Regions from separate parts of the Homo sapiens genome. Here region 2 is linked to region 1. Evidence: read pairs that join two places in POLR2A ChIA-PET (ENCODE). Cell type or tissue: PC-9. All regions are shown on one strand. Links, peaks and the distances in the headings refer to the core of each region. The heading gives the core; the rest is flanking DNA. Region 1 overlaps LPP (LIM domain containing preferred translocation partner in lipoma). Region 2 has its middle 45 kb from the start of LPP-AS2.

The links. ChIA-PET counts read pairs that join two places held together with the same protein. Peaks named below come from ENCODE experiments on the same cell type or tissue, not always from the same donor. Only the 100,000 strongest peaks of a DNase experiment are listed, where the experiment ranks them.
Region 2: POLR2A ChIA-PET joins it to region 1 with 9 read pairs; 1 of 35 experiments calls an interaction of 5 or more read pairs at or near these places.

What each region holds. Positions count from the first base shown.
Region 1 is chr3:188,544,843-188,550,230 of GRCh38, forward strand. All of the region lies in intron 6 of LPP (LIM domain containing preferred translocation partner in lipoma), which reads left to right. Among named protein-coding and RNA genes, the nearest start is that of LPP-AS1, 21 kb to the right of the region's middle. In PC-9, for the core only: no CTCF peak of the experiment used is centred there; a DNase peak (open chromatin) is centred at 2,439; H3K27ac peaks cover 826 bases.
Region 2 is chr3:188,106,752-188,112,139 of GRCh38, forward strand. No RefSeq gene overlaps it. Among named protein-coding and RNA genes, the nearest start is that of LPP-AS2, 45 kb to the right of the region's middle. In PC-9, for the core only: no CTCF peak of the experiment used is centred there; a DNase peak (open chromatin) is centred at 2,460.

The sequences.
Region 1 (5,388 bases), core at 335-5,334:
TGGAACCAACCCAAATGTCCAACAATGATAGACTGGATTAAGAAAATGTGGCACATATACACCATGGAATACTATGCAGCCATAAAAAATGATGAGTTCATGTCCTTTGTAGGGACATGGATGAAATTGGAAACCATCATTCTCAGTAAACTATCGCAAGAACAAAAAACCAAACACCGCATATTCTCACTCATAGGTGGGAATTGAACAATGAGATCACATGGACACAGGAAGGGGAATATCACACTCTGGGGACTGTGGTGGGGTCGGGGGAGGGGGGAGGGATAGCATTGGGAGATATACCTAATGCTAGATGACACGTTAGTGGGTGCAGCGTACCAGCATGGCACATGTATACATATGTAACTAACCTGCACAATGTGCACATGTACCCTAAAACTTAAAGTATAATTAAAAAAAAAAACATTAAAAAAAAAAAAGAAAATTCTTTGTAAGCTATAAAAGCCTTTAGAAAAAAAAGTAAGCTTTGTTTAAATTATTAATGTGTAGGTTGAGGCAAAACAAGCACTCCCTTTTGACAGAAGGGATAAGTACTGGTTCATATAAATACAATTTTATCTCCATCTGTATCTGTATCAGCCATTTATTTCTGCTTGATAAATTATCCCAAAGCTTAGTAATGTCTACCTTACTCACATATCTGCAATTTTGATAGTACTCCATGAAAATAGCTTAACTCTGTTCTGTGAAATGAGCCCATGTGCCTCGATTTGGGTGCAGAGGATTCACTTTCAAGATGCTTTACTCATGGCTGGCAGTTTGGTGTTAGAAGTGCGACTAGAGTTGTGTGTCAGGACCTTAGTTTCTCTTAATGTGAGTTCCTCTACAGGCTCCTAGGGCTTTCTTACAGCATGGTGGATGAGTTCCAAGGCCAAGTATCACAAGAGAGAAAGGTAGAAATGCCAGCATTGTTATGACTTAGTTTTAGAACTTACACAGAGTGTCCTTTCTACTATACACTGTTGATTGAGGTCCACCTGGGCTCAAAGACAGGGGGTTAGTCTCCACCTTTGTTGTTGGGGTTGTAGTAAGGCTCCAGACAAGTTTGTGGGCAAGAGACACTGTCGTGACCATCTGTGTACAGTACAGCCTGCCATTATATTGTATTTTATTGCATTGTATCACATTTTACTACATCATATTTTAATGTTTTATGTTGTATTTGTTTCCATTTGTGGAGGACTTAATATCTGCCAGACATGTATATTCTGTATTAAAGTTGACTTAATTCTCACAACAACCCTGTGATGACGTGGTCCTTCTCATTTTCACCAACGAGAAAACCAAGTTATAAAGATGGTAAGTAACTTGCCTAAGGTCAAACCAGCTCATAAGTGGCAGAGTTCAGGTTCAAAACCAGGCAATCTAGTTCTGGATCCCATACTTTTCACCACTCTGCCAGATTATTTCTATGTTGTTATCTGTTTTTATGTCTTAAATAATATTTATGCCATGCTGTTACTAATCACCATTTCCATCCCTGTCTCTGTATCTCAGTTAGAGAAAGTGGGTAGATAAGGACTGGATATCAGACTGGATAGGGAGGAAACACATGCAGGAGTATCATTACCTTTGAGAGAGGTGGGTCTGAGCTTGTCCCTAAGTGCTCCTGGACCAGTTCTAGGAGATCTCAAGAAAAGAAGCAACGTAACATTTCACTAGTTCCATACAGAGTTTATATTGGCCTTAATGATTTTGCCTTTAATTTAATAAGACATATGGGAGTCTACGGAATCTAGGGAAGGCAGCTGAGTAAGTAACGATATTTTTAAAAAAATTGGAAATAGGGGCCAATATTTGAAGACTAATGAAATTCAGGGGCATCTATTCTCGTTCCACAAAAGTTTAGCTATCTGGTATTCCATCTGGTGATCTATTCAATCAATTAACTCTTCCATATTGGGATGTTTGTCAGAGTCCAGCTTACAAATTGAGGAAATCCACAGTCACTTGTGAGCTAGTTTGTATCAGTTATTAAAATTTACTTATTTATTGTAAACTTCATCAAACCAACAATTGTTAAGCCCCTACTGAATGCAGGACACTGCAGATTACAATCAAGGGGAACACAGTTTATACCCTTTCTCACACCACAAGGGACTTCTACTGTAAGAAAAAGATGTGTAAAGCCATAACGACAAGAATATGTGATAAATATGATAATGAATCTATGAACAAGGCTGTATGGATGCCTAGCGGAAGGTGCTCCAATATTCTCCTGGAGAGGTCAGAGGGGGCTTTTCAGAGCATTTAAGCATATATATTACAGGAACTGGAAATGTTCAGCCCAGTTGGAGCTTAGAAAATGTAGGGCAAGTGATAAGCCTGGAAAGGAAGGCACGTAGATATGTTTCTGCAAATGCATTCCCTCCTTCTGTCTTCCTGTCTGCCTTATATACACAATGATGACTCAGTACCAGGAATCTCAGGAAACAAACAACACACATGCACAATATAAATTCCTCTACAATCCCTCTATTTATCCTCAGTGCAAAACCTCAATTAACTAATAGCTCATCTGAAAACTGTCAGGGCTAGAAAGTCCCATAACCCCTCAGGATAAAATCACACCAACCGTAAGTTACTTAGGCTCTCCAAGGTCAGCCTCCTTTTATCTAGCTTCCCTCTTTTTATAAAGCTGCGGGCCTGTCTCTAACAGGATCATGTGGTAACATTCATGATTTGCAAGAGCTTTACTGCTACAAAGCACATTTGCAATACACTGTCTCTTTTTTTTACTTGGCATTTGCGATTTAATTGTTAACCCACCTGATATATAGTGAAATTGTGGCCCAGAAATGTGAAATGACTGCTCTTAATTTTTACAAAAATAAAACAAAATAATCTAATCCTTAAAGTCGTGTCTTCTTTTGCAAAATCCTAGTACATTTTTAGTACATCAGTTGTGTTCCGTAGCTGGGGACTCTGTTCAAGTGAACCTTAATAAGAAGTGTGATGTATAAAATGGCAGAGTTTGAGGTGTTCTGACTGAAATAAGGAGTCTGGGCTCTGGAGCGTGGCTGAGCATCTTCTTGCTCACTCCAGAAACGGCCCTGAGGCTTCTTCATGTCTAGTGTTGTGAAAACCACTCAACTGCAGTGTGCTTATTACCTATGTCTAACCTTGGAGCACTCAGAAAAGACCTAATGCTTATTTTACTGTCTGAAGTGGGAAGACAGCCATTGTTAACGTGGGATCTCCCCTAGCATTCTCCTTCTGATCCTAGCGTAAATTCCTGTGGATCAAAGCCCAGCCCCTGAGACTGTAACAGAGAGAATAAAAGAACAAGAAGATGGTGAAGGCGATATGGTGTGGTAGATGGAGCATGTGAATTCTCCTAGTTCTGCTTCTAACTCACTTTTTGATTTTTAGCAGGCAAGCTATTTCACTTCTCTTGTGCCACGGTTTCCATTCATAAACTAGGGAACTGGACTTCTTGTCTCCTCACCGTCTGATTAAAAACATTCCGTGGTGATTCCTTTTCTTGGTAAGACACATAGCTTAGTCCACCTCAGGTCCCAAAAGGAGGATCAACCTTAGTGTTTTACGCTCTCTAATATGACCTCTTGCGGTCGATGTTTTAGAGGTATCTATCATATTGCATGGATTGAGGGAGTTTGACCTGTTGAGCTGGGCGAGTTATCACCATGCAGCACTTCAGGTGCTTACTCTCTTTTTATCCATGCATTGGTTCATTGGATTCAAACATTTCATTAGACTTCCTGCCTTCTTTTGGGGGGATATTTTGAATTTGGGGATAATAAGTTTAGAAATCTTTGGGATGAAGAAGAGGAAAGAGAAGGCAGAAAAGGAGGGCCATGACTATAACATTTATCAGCAACTGTGCCTCTTCCAGAAGAATCAGGATGGACTGGATTTGAATATAAAAAGTAGGAAGAGAGGCAAGGCAGAAACTGGGAGAGGCCGCAGATGGTAGTGATTGCAGATCCTTTATAAAATGCTGCATGTTTCAACTTTCCTCTGCCCAACACTATCAAGTGAGATGGATCCTTGGAGGTCTTTGGGTCCAGTCCTCAAGGAATCAAAATTACATCTAGGTAGTAGGAATAGGTTCTAGTGTTCTATACCACGTGGGATAACTATAGTTAGCAATAATGTGTGATGTAGTTTCAAATAACTAGAAGGCAGATAGTTAATGTTTTCAACACAAAGGAAATGATAAATATTTGAGATGATGAATGTGCTAATTACCCTGATTTGATCAATATACATTATATGTATGGAATTTCACTGTGTACCACATGAATAGGTATAATTATTTTTAATTTAAAAAAAGCAGTTTCTCATGTAAGCTGGATGTTGCTGGATAGTTTAACAGAAGTCTGTATAGCCTTGTTGTATTTTAATCATTTTATCTTTTTTTTTGGCCTGGAAAATATTAAGTTAGAATGGCTGTGCTGGAATACATCATCCCCACCTGTATATTAAAGCTCTGTGTTATTTAAAAATTTGTCTAAGAAACCTATAAATTGATGGAGCCTCACTGTGGTGGTTCTACTTCTCTATTTTGTGTGTTTGTTTGTTTGTTTGTTTTTTGGTCTGGTGCCATTGAGCCACTGTCTATAGGAATAAAAGGATGTTAGCATGACTGATAGTTCAGTGACCTGTAAGTAGCGATTTTAAAGAAAAATTTTATAGGTCTTTGTTAGTTCCAAATCTGACTACCTGTTAATTCTGCTTTATAGTCATGCTCTGACTTTACCATGAAGGCTGTAGCATTGTGCTTTATCTCCTTGTCTCCAGAGTACAAGATCTTGGTAAGAGAAAAGAGTGATAAACCCAAAAAATACAAACTCAGTTTACCTGAGACTGAGTAGCACAGAGGTCTCCACTACCACTCATTTCCCTCTTCACATGGCAATGGAACTTTTCATTAAAAATAAATTGTATTTACTCATGTATATTCTTATGCTAAACTGATACCCTTTTTCACAATGGATAAAACAACAATAAATGTTTGCAGCCTCGCACATCAATTCTCGAACCCTGTTCTGCAATTTCTGGCAATAAAAGGCCTTGCTTAGTGTGCATTAAAATCTTGGTTCTAAAGTCAGTGTCTACTTTCATAGAAAGTATAGTTTGTGACCTCTGTTACTATATTTTCACCAGCAATTTGCACACTTGTCATGAGGCTTTCTCTTTGTATGGGTCTTAGATAATGCAGTATCTTGACATGGTACTTCTATGGTAAGACAAAGAGGATGCTGTTTTTGTATTAATGCGACCAAAATATTTCAAAGCCAATCTTACAGAATCCCCCTATTGGACATCCCCCATAAATTTTTTAATGGAACAAAACCCCTCTGTGAGAAATAACAATTTGTATACGATTTCAAAGGCATAATT
Region 2 (5,388 bases), core at 80-5,079, 440 kb before region 1:
GAGGTAGAAACTCCTGCTCCCATCCCCTTGTCATCTCTTCATGAAGAAGGGGAAATATTTGTTGTTCATCTAACATGATCTACACTTTTTCACGGACCAGCGTTTAAGTCCCAGTTTTAAACTAGATGTCTTTTCTTTTTGTCAATGTCTTAACAGAGAAAGGTCAAGAGTGGCCAATAATTCATAGTGTGACCAGGGCCCCTGGATCAGATAATCACAATCCCTCTTGGCAGGACTTGAATTGCCTTTTAATTCAGTGTTATTCTCTGAGAGAGAGAGAGAAAAAATGAGGTTGAGATCAATGCGCCAATAGCCAAGCAGCTCTGAACTCAGTGTTCTTTCAACAAAAGGAAGCACAAAGATTACAGCTATGCTTTGTCCAAGTGAATGGATAAATTCTCACTCATCCTCTTAGAGGAAAACTGGTAACAAATGCTCCTTTCCAAGCCAGTTTTTTAAGACCCCAAGCCAGCTTTGGACCACGGCTTCAGTAGATGTTTGTGTGTGGATTTAGGATGATCCACTCTTAACTGTTACTTGCTACAGTGTTGCTCTCCTCCCTGTCTTCGCTCAGCGTGTAGAACGGTAAGTTAACTACGATACTACTTCCACCTCTGTCCTGCATCCCCACAGCCTCAGCTTTAGACTACCGCTGCTCACCAGACTGATGCCAGAATCTGGTGGGAAGGAAAGCCTGGGAACCCTCTCTGTGATGCTAATTTGGGCAAAGCACTCCCCCACTCCTGCTGTAAGGTAGGTCACCTGCCCATCACCTACTCCACTTTCTGCTCCTCCTCAGAGCGGCAGGAAAGAAAGAGGTCGTGGCCCTCCTCAGCTAGTTCTAGCTAAAGAGATCAGAAACGCCTTTGGAAGCTGAGGGGCGGTGAAAAAAAAAAGGGCAAGCTCTTTTCTTTGGAAGGATCCTCAGAGGAAATGCAGCTTGACGTTTGACACGGGAGTGTGGAGCAGTAATAAAGAGATGAAAGGTGAAATGATCAGTCCGGTCTTCAACTACATGCTTCATCTCTAGATCCAGTTCCCTCCAGTGGCAACCCAACGCTGTCTTTTTCTCTCCCCCTCATTTCTCTTTTTTTCCCTGAAACACATCTTAGAAAGAGAAAGACTTTCTAATGAGGCAAGACAAGCAGGACATTAGCCCCTAGCACCAATTTTAGCACAGGCAGTTGAAAGCATCCTAGTTAGTCAGTGAATGCTACCTGCAGGGCCCATCTGCTTGCCTTTTGAAATGTTTGGCCCTTGCTTTGAAACTTTTTAAAAATATAACCAAGTATTCTCTTTATCAAAAGGACTCTCTCTGGCAGAGGTAAGGGATTGAACTGTCTAAATATTCCAAAGCCAAGCTTGCTCTAGGCAAAGGAAGGCAACATTTCTTTCTTTCTTTCTTTTAATTATACTTTAAGTTCTAAAGTACATATGCACAACGTGCTGGTTTGTTACATAGGTGTACATGTGCCATGTTGGTTTGCTGCACCCATTAACTTGTCATTTACATTCGGTATTTCTCTTAATGCTATCCCTCCCCCTGCCCCCTACCCCACGACAGGCCCCCGTGTGTTTCCTGCCCTGTGTCCCAGTGTTCTCATTTTTCAGTTCCCACCTATGAGTGAGAACATGTGGTGTTTGGTTTTCTGTCCTTGTGATAGTTTGCTCAGAATGATGGTTTCCATCTTCATCCATGTCCCTGCAAAGGACATGAACTCATCCTTTTTTATGGCTGCACAGTATTCCATGGTGTATATGTGCCACATTTTCTTAATCTAGTCTATCATTGGTGGACATTTGGTTTGGTTACAAGTTTTTGCTATTGTGAATAGTGCCACAGTGAACATACGTGTGCATGTGTCTTTATAGTAGCACGATTTATAATCCTTTGGGTATATACCCAGGAATGGGATCACTGGGTCAAATGGTATTTCTAGTTCTAGATCCTTGAGGAATTGCCACACTGTCTTCCACTATGGTTGAACTAGTTTATACTCCCACCAAGAGTGTAAAAGCATTCCTATTTCTCCACATCCTCCTCAGCATCTGTTGTTTCCTGACTTTTTAATGATCACCATGCTAACTGGTGTGAGATGGTGTCTCATTGTGGTTTGATTTGCATTTCTCTGCACCACTGATGATGAGCATTTTTTCATGTGTCTGTCGGCTGCATAAATGTCTTCTTTTGAGAAGTGTCTGTCACATCCTTTGCCCACTTTTTGATGAGGTTGTTTGTTTTTTTCTTGTAAATTTGTTTAAGTTCTTTGTAGATTCTGGATATTAGCCCACTGTCAGATGGGTAGATTGCAAAAATTTTCTCCCATTCTGTAGGTTGCTTGTTCATTCAGGACATAGGCGCAGGCAAGGACTTCATGACTAAAACACCAAAAGGAAGGCAACATTTTTTACATTTACAAGATGTCATCCTGCATAGCATTGACTTCATTCATTGTTTACTTCCTGAATTCATGATGTGGTCAAAGTTAGCGGGGCATGAGTAGTGTGGCAGGATGGGTAGAGAAACAGATAAATTAGGTAAGGTCCAGTCCTTTAAGAGTTTAGTCTAGATGGCAGAGAGGCACCCACATTCAAATAACTTTAATGAAAGATAGAAAGTGAATACCGTAGCCCTCATCAGGGGTCAGGCTGAAGAGGTGGGGGTAAAAAAGCATTACTATTGGAATCATTTTAGCAGGTTTTCAAGATATTCTGAATTCCCCTTATGAGCTTTGTTTGGACACAAAACTCATGATTATACTGGTCACAGACACTATGTCCTAGTCATACAACTGTGACCAAAAAAGACATGGTCAATGTCATTATGGAACTTACACAGGACTTGATGGAAGTAGACCATAGCCAAACAATTAGGCAACTAAATATACAGTTACAAGTAGAAAAATAAAATTTTGGGCCGGGAGTGTTGGCTCATGCCTGTAATCCCAGCACTTTGGGAGGCCAAGGCGGGCGGATCACCTGAGGTCAGGAGCTCAAGACAGGCCTGGCCAACATGGTGAAACTCTGTCTCCACTAAAAATACAAAAATTAGCCGGGCATGATGGCATACACCTGTAGTCTCAGCTACTGGGGAGGCTGAGGCAGGAGAATTGCTCGAACCTAGGAAGCGGAGGTTGCAGTGAGCTGAGATGGCACCACTGCACTCCAGACTGGGTGAAAGAGCAAGACTCTTTCTCAAAAAAAAAAATAAAAAGATTTTGGAGAGTCTAAGAGGAAGAGGAAGAATTGTTTCCAGCTTAGGTGTGGTGGGAAGGTATCAAAGAAGATTTTATGGATAAAGAACCATTCATGCTCAATGTTGAAAGTTGCATATGATTTGGATATTGAGTGGCAGTAGGGGAAGGGGATTCCCTTTGAAGGGCACAGCGTGAACAAGGGCAACAAAGCAGGAAAGGGCAGGAGACACACTCTGCTGTGAAGTCATGGCAGAGCCACTGAACTTTTCTGGGCAGTGGAATTATTAGCTACATATTTTAAAAAGATTTGTTTAGCAGCATTACAGGAAGGAAGGAGGGAGGAACAGAGATAAGGAAGGTGGACCTTTGGGCAGCTACCAAAATATAAAATGGAAGAAGAGCAGTCAGTGGCAGAGGGGATGGCAAGAAGGAAGTGGACAGAAGAGGCATTGCTGGTTTATAATCCTGAGAATTTGGCAATAACTAGATGGCAGGGGGCAGAGTAAAGGGATGGGTGAGAGAGGGGAGAATAAAAGATAATTCCAATGTGTCTACCCTGGGAATATAGAAATAGAGATCTTCATGATAGTGGGGATGGGACAGGGGCTGGATTTATAGAGAAATTTCATTTGGAAATCCCAGCGTATTTACCCAGATACTAAGAATGAGGGCGTTCACCTTATAGTCACCCCTTCTCGTTTTCTATCTCTTCTTCTCCCATCCCTACCCTCTATGCTTAGCACTCTGTAGTAGTAGATTATAAATTACCACAATTTGGCCAGGCGCGGTGGCTCATGCCTGTAATCCCAGCACTTTGGGAGGCCGAGGCTGGTGGATCATGAGGTCAGGAGATTCAGACTATCCTGGTCAACATGGTGAAACCCCATCTCTGCTAAAATATATAAAAAATTAGCTGGATGTGGTGGCGGGCACCTGTAATCCCAGGCTACTCTGGAGGTTGAGGCAGGGGAATCACTTGAACCTGGCAGGCAGAGGTTGCAGTGAGTCGAGATCATGCCACTGCACTCCAGCCTGCCAACAGACCAAGATTCTGTCTCAAATAATAATAATAATAATAATAATAATTACCACAATTTTTGAGAAGTTAGAAAACTTCTCCCAAACTATCATCAGCAAATTCATTTCCCATCAAGAGGTCTGGTTAGCAGTGGAAAGGGACTTTGGTAACATTAGACAGCCAATACACAGCCAAGCACCTTTCAACATTGCTACCCTACCATTTACCAGCTATGACCTTGGGCAAGTCATTCTGCCTCCCTAAGCTTCACATTCTTCATTTGGAAGAAATTAGGAATAGTGAAACCTACTCCATCTACCTCAACAGAGTGCCAAATGCTTCAGAAAGAATCCAGATGAGAGGTCATGAGCTTCTGCCAGAACAAAGACAGTGGTGATCAAGGGAGAGAGTGATAAGCTCTCAAAGGCAGCCAAGTGGAGAGGAATGCCGACAATGTGGATTAGGCCAAGGAAAAAGTGTTGGAAGATAAGTAAATGACACACAAATGAGTAAACGAGCATCTACATGCTTTCTCATTGTGCATCAAAAGCAGATTTTGAGATTAGAACTTAGATCTTTAAAAACCTCTGTTTGGGCTTTACAGGTGTGGTGTAATCCCCTCTGTTTGGGATTACAGGTGTGGTGGCTCACGCCTGTAATCCCAGCACTTTGGGAGGCCAAGGCAGGTGGATCATCTGAGGTCAGGAGTTTGAGACCAGCCTGGCCAACATGGTGAAATCCCGTCTCTACTAAAAATACAAAATTTAGCTGGGTGTGGTGGCAGATGCCTGTAATCCCAGCTACTCCAAAGGTTGAGGCAGGAGAATCGATTGAATCCGGGAGGCAGAGGTTGCAGTTAGCTGAGATTGTGCCATTGCACTCCAGCCTGGGAGATAAGAGCGAAACTCTGTCTCAAAAACAGACAGACAAACAAACAAACAACAACAAAAACAAAACAAAACAAAGAAACAAACAAACAAAAAACTCTTGTTTGAGAGGGAGAAAGGGAGGGAGAAAGACGGTCATTACTTGCCAGAGTTGGCTCTCTGCCTCCCAACATCCACTCTCTGCTTCAGTTAACCATACTGGATTTTGGCTGGGCACAAACCGTGTCAGCTAAAAGACTGGATTTCCTAGCTTCTTTTGCAGTTTGGCAGGTGTATGTGACCAAGG